2 separate regions of the Homo sapiens genome follow, and region 1 is linked to region 2. A link is a loop called in an ENCODE intact Hi-C map of the cell type or tissue named here. Cell type or tissue: GM12878. All regions are shown on one strand.

Evidence for each region. A loop is a pair of places that touch in the nucleus more often than their neighbours do. Peaks named below come from ENCODE experiments on the same cell type or tissue, not always from the same donor. Only the 100,000 strongest peaks of a DNase experiment are listed, where the experiment ranks them.
Region 1: a loop joins it to region 2, with 4 times the contacts of the local background. A loop is called at or near these places in 3 of 110 quality-filtered maps.

The regions. Positions count from the first base shown.
Region 1 is chrX:102,151,863-102,156,862 of GRCh38, reverse strand. It overlaps BEX5 (brain expressed X-linked 5), which reads left to right and starts at 886. Exons shown (of 3, transcript NM_001012978.3): 1 at 886-1,004; 2 at 2,053-2,119; 3 at 2,561-3,151. The coding sequence starts at 2,598. The coding sequence ends at 2,933. RefSeq lists an enhancer at 930-1,069. In GM12878, a CTCF peak has its summit at 2,457 (motif pointing left); no DNase peak of the experiment used is centred here; H3K4me3 peaks cover 860 bases.
Region 2 is chrX:102,861,884-102,866,883 of GRCh38, reverse strand. ARMCX5-GPRASP2 (ARMCX5-GPRASP2 readthrough) reads right to left here. Exons shown (of 19, transcript NR_146584.3): 13 at 1,732-1,842. It overlaps LINC00630 (long intergenic non-protein coding RNA 630), which reads right to left. Exons shown (of 12, transcript NR_146589.1): 4 at 1,732-1,842. Among named protein-coding and RNA genes, the nearest start is that of RAB40AL, 73 kb to the left of the region's middle. In GM12878, a CTCF peak has its summit at 2,960 (motif pointing right); a DNase peak (open chromatin) is centred at 2,943.

The sequences.
Region 1 (5,000 bases), 710 kb after region 2:
CAATTCTCCTGCCTCAGCCTCCCGAGTAGCTGGGATTACAGGCGCCTGCCACCACGCCCAGCTACTTTTTGTATTTTTAGTAGAGACGGGGTTTCACCATCTTGGCCAGGCTGGTCTTGAACTACTGACCCCGTGATCCACCCACCTCGGCCTCCCAAAGTGCTAGGATCACAGGCACGAGCCACCGCTCCCGGCCTTATTTCAAAGTCCTTAAAGGAGGCAGGGGAATGCTTTCTGGAAGGTTTATATTTATAATATGATTCAGCAGGAGAAACAGATTGCCATGTTTTTACAACTCGAATCCTGTTTTTTCAACTGAAAATAATTGTATTGTCTAGTTATAAAAACAACAACAAAATGAATGCATGCTGATGAAAAATAAAAGGAACCCCCTTCCCAAATAAACAAACAAAAAGGAAAGTAGTTGAAGTGAAAAAAAAATTTGAATACCACTTCCTGCCTATTTTCCAGACTTCCTAGCCTCTCGCTCCCCACCCCTTCTCCGGGTTCCAATCTGGGACCAAGCCCTACAAGACTGTTAGGGCTTTACTTGCTGGACGTGAAGGGGAGAGAAGTGTGCGTTTAGGTGTATAGAAGAGGAAGAAGCGATTTTTTAAAAGCTCCAGCAGAAACCAGAGCAAGCCAAATACAAAATATTATGACCCGTTTGGTCGTGGGGATCGCTAAATAAAAAAATAGAGGGGTGGATAGTAGCCTGTGGTAGTGGTGGAGAAAGCACGAATGAAGAGAAAGGTGGCCCCGCCCACAGTCCCGCCCCCACCCTCCTGCCGCACTGCGGGTGTGAATGGTAATTGGAAATCTGAGCTCACAGTGACGTGACCCTTAGGAGACCCAGAGCCAATGCGTGGATTAGTCCCTCCTCCTAGTTGCAGTCTGGTAGTTGTCGCTGGCCGTGTGACGGCTCGCTGTTGCCCTGAAGGCAGGCGAGCCAGCTGCCCAGGAAAGGTGGAAAGTGGTAGAAGCTGACCCCTGAGCCCTGGCAGGTAGGTGGCGCTGACCGGTGTGTGAGCAGCAGAGGGCAAAGACCAGAGCGGGTCTAGGACTGGATACACACCCTTTCCAGATACACACCCGTTTAGTGCGAGAAATGGAGCGGTTGGGGAGAGGATCTCCCGAGGGGGCTGGATTGAGAATGGGTACCATTTGAGATCTCCTAGGAGGCCGGCCATCGGGCAATGTCTGATGGAGTCCAGCCGGTGGAGGAGACTGAAAGGAAACAGCCTGCTTCCTGCAGGTCCGCGGGAGGGAGGTACAGCCGGCAACCAAGGGTTGGGGAGGGCGGACCCTGCCAAGGTTTTAGGCCTGCCTTCTAGGTATCTTTTCTTCACCCTCTACCCATTTAGAGCTGGAAATGATAGGCTGCGGGGGCCGAGGAGAGGAATTGCTGCAGAGGAGGGGGACAGAGATTAGGTCTGGAAAGCAGGTCCCTATTGCGGCAGTTGAGCGGGCGAGCTTCTGACTGAGGGACAGAGGCGAGGAGCGAGAAACTGTTTTTGGTCTCAGCAGGTCGGTCGGTGTAAGCGTGGGCGCTACCTGTAGATCCTGGAGTGAGAATGACAAAGCGCAGAGACCGCAGCAGGTCCTAGTTTTCAATGCCCACATACCTCTTCACTCATCGTCCATCTTGATGCATAAAATGGTGGGCATGGGAGTGGGGATCGGGTGGAGAGAGGGCCTGATGGATATCTAGATTGAAATTCTTTGTGAATAAACTACGTATTCATTCAGCAAGCTCTTCTAACTCCCCCGCCAGGCAAGTTGCCTGCGTTGCAGAAAGGGTAACTAGATGACAGGTAAGAGGAAACAGTAGAGATGGGCGCCTAAAGAAGAGGTTAAAACGTTTTGGAAATAATCATCTTTGATGCCTATTTCTGGAAGGTGGGATAGCCTGTCACAGGGTGGGAAAAGAAGCCGTGAGACAGGATGGAGGAGAAACAGAAGGTGCTAATACTAGGAGAACCCTAAATCAACTCCCATTACCGGTCCTTTGATTAAAAGATCAGTCCTGGTAATTGTCACATTTGTCTGCAGGTCTTTAAGTGCGTTTGTGCAGCCGATTTCAAGGCTAAGAGAGAAAGACTGCCTCTGATCCCTGAAGGTAGGAGGTTGCCTGGGGCCCTCTGGTGTAGGGGTATCAAGGATCAGAGCAGAATCTGGGTGACTCACAGCCCTTCCTGCCCGAGTTGAGTGCAGGAGAAACTTAGGAGAGTCTTCATAAAATGACAGCCTGTATCTGATGAGGGAAGAAGGGAGTAGAGGGGCGAGATCTGGGGCGCTCCTGGAGAGCTTATTAGGATCCCAGGGAGGTGAAGTCTGGTCTCTCTATGATCGTCCCCCTCCGCTAAGTCGTCTTGCATTTTGGCGGTAGGAGTGGCCTGGGGAAGGGATTTTCAGGGAAAATGATGGGCTTTGGGGCAGCGCTGGGTCTGGGGCGCCCCCTACAGGGTTCATAAAGTTTCTCAGGTGGGAAAACCTTTGCCAAACAGAGCTCTGAATCCTATCAAGCATTCATTCCCTCTTCTTGCTTTTTATCTTCTAGGAAGAAAAAAAAAAAAAAAACAGGAAAAAAACTCAACATGGAAAATGTCCCCAAGGAAAACAAAGTTGTGGAGAAGGCCCCAGTGCAGAATGAAGCCCCCGCTTTAGGAGGTGGTGAATACCAGGAGCCTGGAGGAAATGTTAAAGGGGTTTGGGCTCCACCTGCCCCGGGTTTTGGAGAGGATGTGCCCAATAGGCTTGTCGATAACATTGATATGATAGATGGAGATGGAGATGATATGGAACGGTTCATGGAGGAGATGAGAGAGCTAAGGAGGAAAATTAGGGAACTTCAGTTGAGGTACAGTCTGCGCATTCTTATAGGGGACCCTCCTCACCATGATCATCATGATGAGTTTTGCCTTATGCCTTGAATCTTGAGGTTAATAATCATAAAATCCCTGCTTTCTAAATTCGCATTTTTCCTGGTGTACCTTTAATGTGAACCTTTTGGCATTCTTCTGCAATTTTCTGATTGGAGATTGCATTTTGACCTAGTCTGTAAGTTTTTCTGTCAGAAGAGGACTTTCATCAACTTTCATGGAAAGATGTTTATTGCATACTGTAAAGTTAATAAAGCAATTTAAAAGCAGTCTACAGATAGACTATTTCATTTAGATGTGTACGTATGCACACTATATATAATATATATGAAATATATATATATATATATATATATATATATATATATATATATGAATGAATGAAAACCAGAATGTGCTTTTTCTATGTTGTATAGTTACTGGTACTTTTAAATTTCTTTATTTTTTTCTTGGTTATCCACTTTTTCTCACTTTTCCAAAATGAATACATGTGTTTCCTATGTTTCAGGGAAAAAAAAAGTAAGAAGCAAGGAACTTGCCAATCAACTTATATAGGAAATGGGGGCAATTAATAAACACTTGAAACACAGTTTAAAGACATATAAATCTTATATTACCTATGGATCTCTCATTTAGAAACATGTACCTGATAATTACAGGTACGTTACATTATAAATGCCTTAGACGGCTGCTGTGGGAATCAAATGAGGTGATGACTGAGCTCTGTGTCTTGCTCTATTTATACATGCAAGGCTCCAGCCCTCTAAGTGCCCTTCATATTTAGGGAAGATTCCAAGGAGAGTGCCTATCAGCAAGTCCAGTTGATTTCCAGGTGAGTACGGGTTCAAAATCCATTATCCGAAATGCTTGGGACTAGCATTTCAGATTTCAGATTTCTGGGGTTTTTTTTCTGTTTTTGAAGCATTTGCATGTACATAAAGAGCTGTCTTGAGGATGAAACCCAACTCTAAACATGAAATTTATTTAATTTTATATACACCTCAAACACATAGCCTGAAGGTAATTTTATACAATATTTTTAATAATTTTGTGTGTGAAACAAAGTTTGCGTATATGAAGTCAGGTGTGGAATTTTCCATTTGTAGCATCATGTCATGTTCAAAAAGCCTTGGATTTTGGAGCACTTCGATTTTGGATTTTTGGATTAGGGATGCTCAACTGTAAATGCTTTTCTATTCATCTGCTACTCTGGCTTTCTTTCCTGCATAATACCATAACTATTAGGCACATCTTCCTCTTCTCTTGCGTTTTGCTCCCTCCACTGGCTTCTACCACTGCAGATGTACTGGACTTCTAAAGATGACAAAGACCCACCGATTTCTCTGGAACCTTCAGTAATCCGAATCCCCATTTTGCCTTTTCAAAAATGTATAGAGTGTCCCTCCCTGCTTTAGAGTTATAATTAAACCAGGCAGATACTTCACCAACACTGCTTATAAATGCAAGCAGCCCTTTATGGTTTTCTCCCACTTCCTTCCTCATCCCCTTCTCCCAGACAAATTTGAGTGACACTCATGATAGTGTGCTCAGAATTGGACTATCTCTTCCATCCTCTGATGAATATAGCTTAGTCTCCTTGACTATCAATTTTCTGTGCAGACATTGCTACAGGTTTCATTCTGCACATACACAGGAGTTGTAGGGATAATTTTATGTTCCCAAGACTGTTCTGGTTCACACCACCCTGACCTCAGGAGTCCCCAGTAGTCTACACTAACTTACACGGATCCAGATACGTTTCCCTCTTCCTTTGCTTTGAGATTTCTGTGCCAAATAAACCCGTAATTACAGATTGATGGGAAATAATGGCAGGAACTGGGGATCTGGTAGGTGAATCCCAATTTTAAAACATTGTTCACAGTCATCACTGTTCCCCACTAAACTGTGTCCTTCTCACAGTAAATATTTTGTCTCATTTATACTGGTACCCTTAGTGTTTAGTACAGGGCCTGATAAGTTGTAGGGCACAACAGTTAATTATAGCTGAGTTGAATCCTGCAATCTGGACCCAGGGTTGCTTCTGATTATTTATGGGCAAGTGCTTCTTTTCCCTACACACTGTAGCTTGCAATTAAAAAGGAACACAGCAGAAGAAGC
Region 2 (5,000 bases):
ATCTGCAGGTTTATTTGATTAGTGCCTTCCTTGCCAACCAAAGAGTAAATTAGAATAAATCAGGGGCTATATTTATTTTTACTAGGGCTGCCATATTTATCACAGACAAACAAGTAAACAAATAAAATAAAAAGTTACAGGACACTCAGCTAAATTTGAATTTCAGATAAACATGGAATAATTTTTAGTATAAGAATGTTGTTTATCTAAAATTCAAATTTAACTAGGAATCCTGTATTTTATCCTGCAACATTTTTAGTCACAGTTTACCTTCAGGGCTTATCATAGTATTAAGAACATTGTAAGAGTTCAATTAAAATGTCTTGAATGGATGAATGCCAGATTGCAGGGAGGAAAGTATCATAACATCTTAGACAGTTGCAAATACATAAGATTGCATACTTGTATACTTATAATCCATTTCCAAAAACACTTCCTTAAAGTAAATTTTCAAAAGCCAGGAACAACCCATAGAGCTCATAGATAAAACTTTTGCAGAGTAGTAGTCAGTAAAAATGTCATACCACAATTCCACCATCAACATATTTTCGATTCTCCTGATATCTATACAGAAAAGGTAACAAAAAATCATATACACATCACATAATTAACTAAAAACCAAATTTGAACCAAAAAGACTCTCTTCATTTTTTACAGTGTTGATTGAAATACAGTAGGCAAAACTTACAAAATATGTAGTTGTAAGTAGAAACATTCACTAGAGATCAAAGGGTGTAGAAATAGCCAGGAAAACTGGCAAATAACCCTCATAAGGTTTTGAGTGTACCTCAGATATTGTTCTTTGTCATCATTGCTATAATTGTTTGACCTAATTGCTGTCTATAAATTAAAAAGCAGATTATTGTCTTCTCAGACCGTTTTCATGTTTCTCTTTTCTTTCATTAATTTCAACAAATACTGAATGTCTATTGTGTGTAAGACAATGTCTAAAACAAAATAAAAATCCGTGTACATATGAAAAAAAAATATGGTACTGACCTGGTCTTCTGTTGTACCACAGTAATGACCAAACGTTTTCATACAAAAGAATTGATGCATATGTTTTACATAAAAATGAATGCATATAGGGCCGGGTGTGGTGGCTGACGCCTGTAATCCCAGCACTGTAGAAGGCCGAGGCAGGCGGATTACGAGCTCAAGAGATGGAGACCATCCTGGCCAACATGGTGAAACCTCGACTATACTAAAAATACAAAAAATTAGCTGGGCGTGGTGGTGCGTGCCTACAGTCCTAGCTACTCAGGAGGCTGAGGCAGGAGAATCGCTTGAACCCAGGAGGCGGAGGTTGCAGTGAGCTGAGATCACACCATTGCATTCCAGCCTGGCAACAGGCGATACTCCGTCTCAAAAAAAAAAAAAAAAAAAGAATGCGTATAAAGAGTGCCTGTGTCCTAGCCCTTCTGCCTCTGTCCTGTAAGTCCAAGCAATGATCATTCCTCTTCCCCCTTTCCCTCATCGCTACATCAGGATGTGCTTGTGTACAAAATTTGATTGCATCTGATCACTTCCACGTCTTCCAATTGTGGCAATGGCATGACAGCAGGTCCATGACGGAGTCCAGGACCCACCCTATGTGATAGGATGTCAGCATTAACTAATTTCTTCAGTCCTCTGTGGCCGACCTCACATGCCTCCCCTTGGGGAGTTTAAATGGCACAACTCTATGTGTGCCACTATGTCAATACATATCAAAGGGTACACACCACTTACATAAACAATTTCCCTTGTAGAAATTCATCTTCAGAATGTAGTGAAGAATGTTGATAAGCATCTGGTTATAAGGACTGCCATCCTGATAATTCTCTTTTGTCACTTCTGAGCCTGAATTTGGGAAGAGAAACCAAATGAGACACAAACCCACAAAAGGGCAGAGGGAAATGTGGTTGTCAGCATACACACACACACACACACACACACACACTCACTCACACAAACTGAGACATTTATCATGTTGTGTTATATTTCTCCTAAGACAGCTTGCTGGACTCAAGGAAGACACATTCAACTCACTAGCGCAAATAGCCACAGGAATTGTGCCTGTAACTGTGCCCTTCAGCAGTGCACAGACTCTGAAAAGATGCCATCCACACAGTGTAGATAATAGGAAATATCAGGACAGTCTGAATAACAAGAAGTTGTGAAAATTGATTATGTTACATCCATAGGATGGAATTCCAGAAGGCAACAAAAACGAGTTATAATGAAAGTAATGATGAGAGATGACTTCTTGTGTACCAAATTAATGATTCTCATTATTTCTAATGTGTGGAGAACTAGGTACTTTCATACTGTGATATAGGCAATATAAATTAGTAATAGTATTTTGAATTGATTATTAATATAAAATGTTATAGTTCAAAGGGTTTTAAAATGAAACTTTTAGGAACTTACTATAAATAAATGCTTACAAACATATTTGCATATACACGAGCATGGCGTTAAGTACATTATTTTCGGTCATAGAAATGGTAAGGGAACTAAATTTTCATTGCTATAATACTAGTGAAATAAATTTGAGGGTATCCACACAATGAAATACATAGTCCAAAAAAAAAAAGTGAGATTTTGTGTTTAAGTATTTTAAGATGTTATCACAGACGTATATTTCCATGAAAAGATGGTTATAATAAGGGCAAACTTGGGTTACAAAGATAATAAAAGATCTGCATCCATTTTAGCTTACCCAGGTCTCCAGCTATTTATCCATATGTCTCAAAGCATTTAAAATATATATTTATTATTCTGACATAGTTTTCTCTTCCACATAGTAAAAGGCTCCATTTTTTTAATGGAGGCTGTCAGTATTCCTACACACTGGGAATGCCCAATTTTCCACTCAGACTTCTAGAAAACTCTGTAGGGCGGGGCTTGGGCCACAACTCCTCCCTCCCACTTTCCTACTGTGATGTTCAAGCTGCATGCAGTTCAGGCTTCAGTCACGAGGGGGCACCACCGTACCACCATTGTCAAACTTCTCCACAGACGTGTTTGCATGGAGCAAAAAAAAAATACCTCACTTAAAACCCAGGGTATGAATTTACATATAGAATGACTCTAATTCTGTCAGAATAAAATTGATAAGTGTAAAAGAAGACAGTAAAATCCTCTACTCTGGGGCATCCATAAGATGAAACATGAGATACCTCTGGTGCACACTGGCAGCCCGTGGCAGGCAGAATTATTGTAATTTGGTATATTTTTGAAAGTTTAGTGACTATGTATATTGCATTTTATGTGAATTATCTGTTCATATCTTTTGATGATTTCTCTACTCATTATTAAGACTTCTTCCATATCAAGGATATTATGTATTAACCATTCGAAATACTAAATATAGATAGCAAATAAACATATGAACTAGTGAAAGACTATACAATTTCTGTGTTTAAAAGCAATACAACAGAATTGAACACAAATGAGCAAAGACATCAATCATATCAATAACAATAAATTGGCTTAACTCATCTATTAAAAGTATTTCAGATTGCCTATTGAAGAAAAATCCAAAGCTGTGCTTTTCCAAGTGATACACGTAAAACAAACGTATTCATATAGGTTAAAAATGTAAGGATAAATATATACTAGGCAGTTGACAATATAAAGAAAGTAAGGGTTACAATCTTGATAATTAAAAGAAAAAAACTGAGACCAAAATGGATTTAAAGAGACAAAAAAACACAGTTGATAAAGTCAAAGGCTACAATTCACAAGGAAGATGGGAGCTACTCATATATGCAGTCATGTGGTAAAAATATTGATAGAGCAAAAACTACAGTAGTGCAAAGAGAAGTAGGAAGAAGCACACCATTTAATAATAGAAATTCTACCACATTTCCTATAATCCAAAAACGTTCAGGTGGAGAAAAATTTAACAACTGTAGAGAAGACTTAAGCAACATAATTCCAAGGGTAGATCTTACAGATACACTTATTCTAAATTGTGAAGCCTAATATTAGGCAACACACCTACTTTTCATATAAACATGGATCATTCATGAAAATTGACTCTATCTGAGGCTATTAAACAAAACTTGCACCCAAATGGAAATAGATTAAAGTTGCAGAATTTGGTGCATATAATCATAATGAAAACAGAGGATGTACGAATTTAGCTAGAGTTGCTATCAGAGGCTATTTTAAAGCATTAAATACCTATATCAATAAAAATGAAAATGAGTTAAACATTCAATTCAGAAAGCCTGATAAAGAACCACAATGTAAACTAAAAGAATGCAGACAAAAAGAATACTTAATGGTAAAATTAGAAGTGAATATGTAAAGAAATAACATCTCAGCACAGTTGGGATGAGAAGGAAGCAAACATTGGTGCTGTGAATAATGTGTCAAAAACTGTGCTGGGATCTGGAGGAGGGTTTCCTCTTGAACTCCTCACAATGCTCTCTTGAGTATAAGAATCAAGTTTGTGTGTGTGTGTGTACATATAGACATATAATGTTAAATTAGCTAGTTGGAGGACAAGAACACCTATAGTATTAATGTGTGTGTGTGGTTGTATGAAGACAAATATGCAAAAGAATACTATATTTTGTCTAGGGACGCTCTCATATGTAGTAAAGTAATAAAAAAAAAAGTGGAATAAATACCGCATTCTGGATATTGATTATTTCTAGGAGTGAAGAAAGGGTCATGGAGGAGTAAAGTTTTTCTTAACTTGGATTAATTTTATAGTTCTCTATACTTTTTATCTGAAATATTTCATAAGTAGCAGGGGTTTTAAGGGATATAGTGTTTTTTTCATAAGTATAATCCATACTCAGCAAAGGCTTAATATTGGGCCAAGTAGTGAAGTTAAAAATACCAGTCCCATCATAAACTGGGCGCAGTGGCTCACGCCTGTAATCCCAGCACTTAGGGAGGCCAAGGCAGGTGGATCACTTGAAGCCAGGAGTTCGAGACCACCAGCCTGGCCAATACAGCAAAACCCGTCTGTACTAAAAATACAAAAAAAAAAAAAAAAT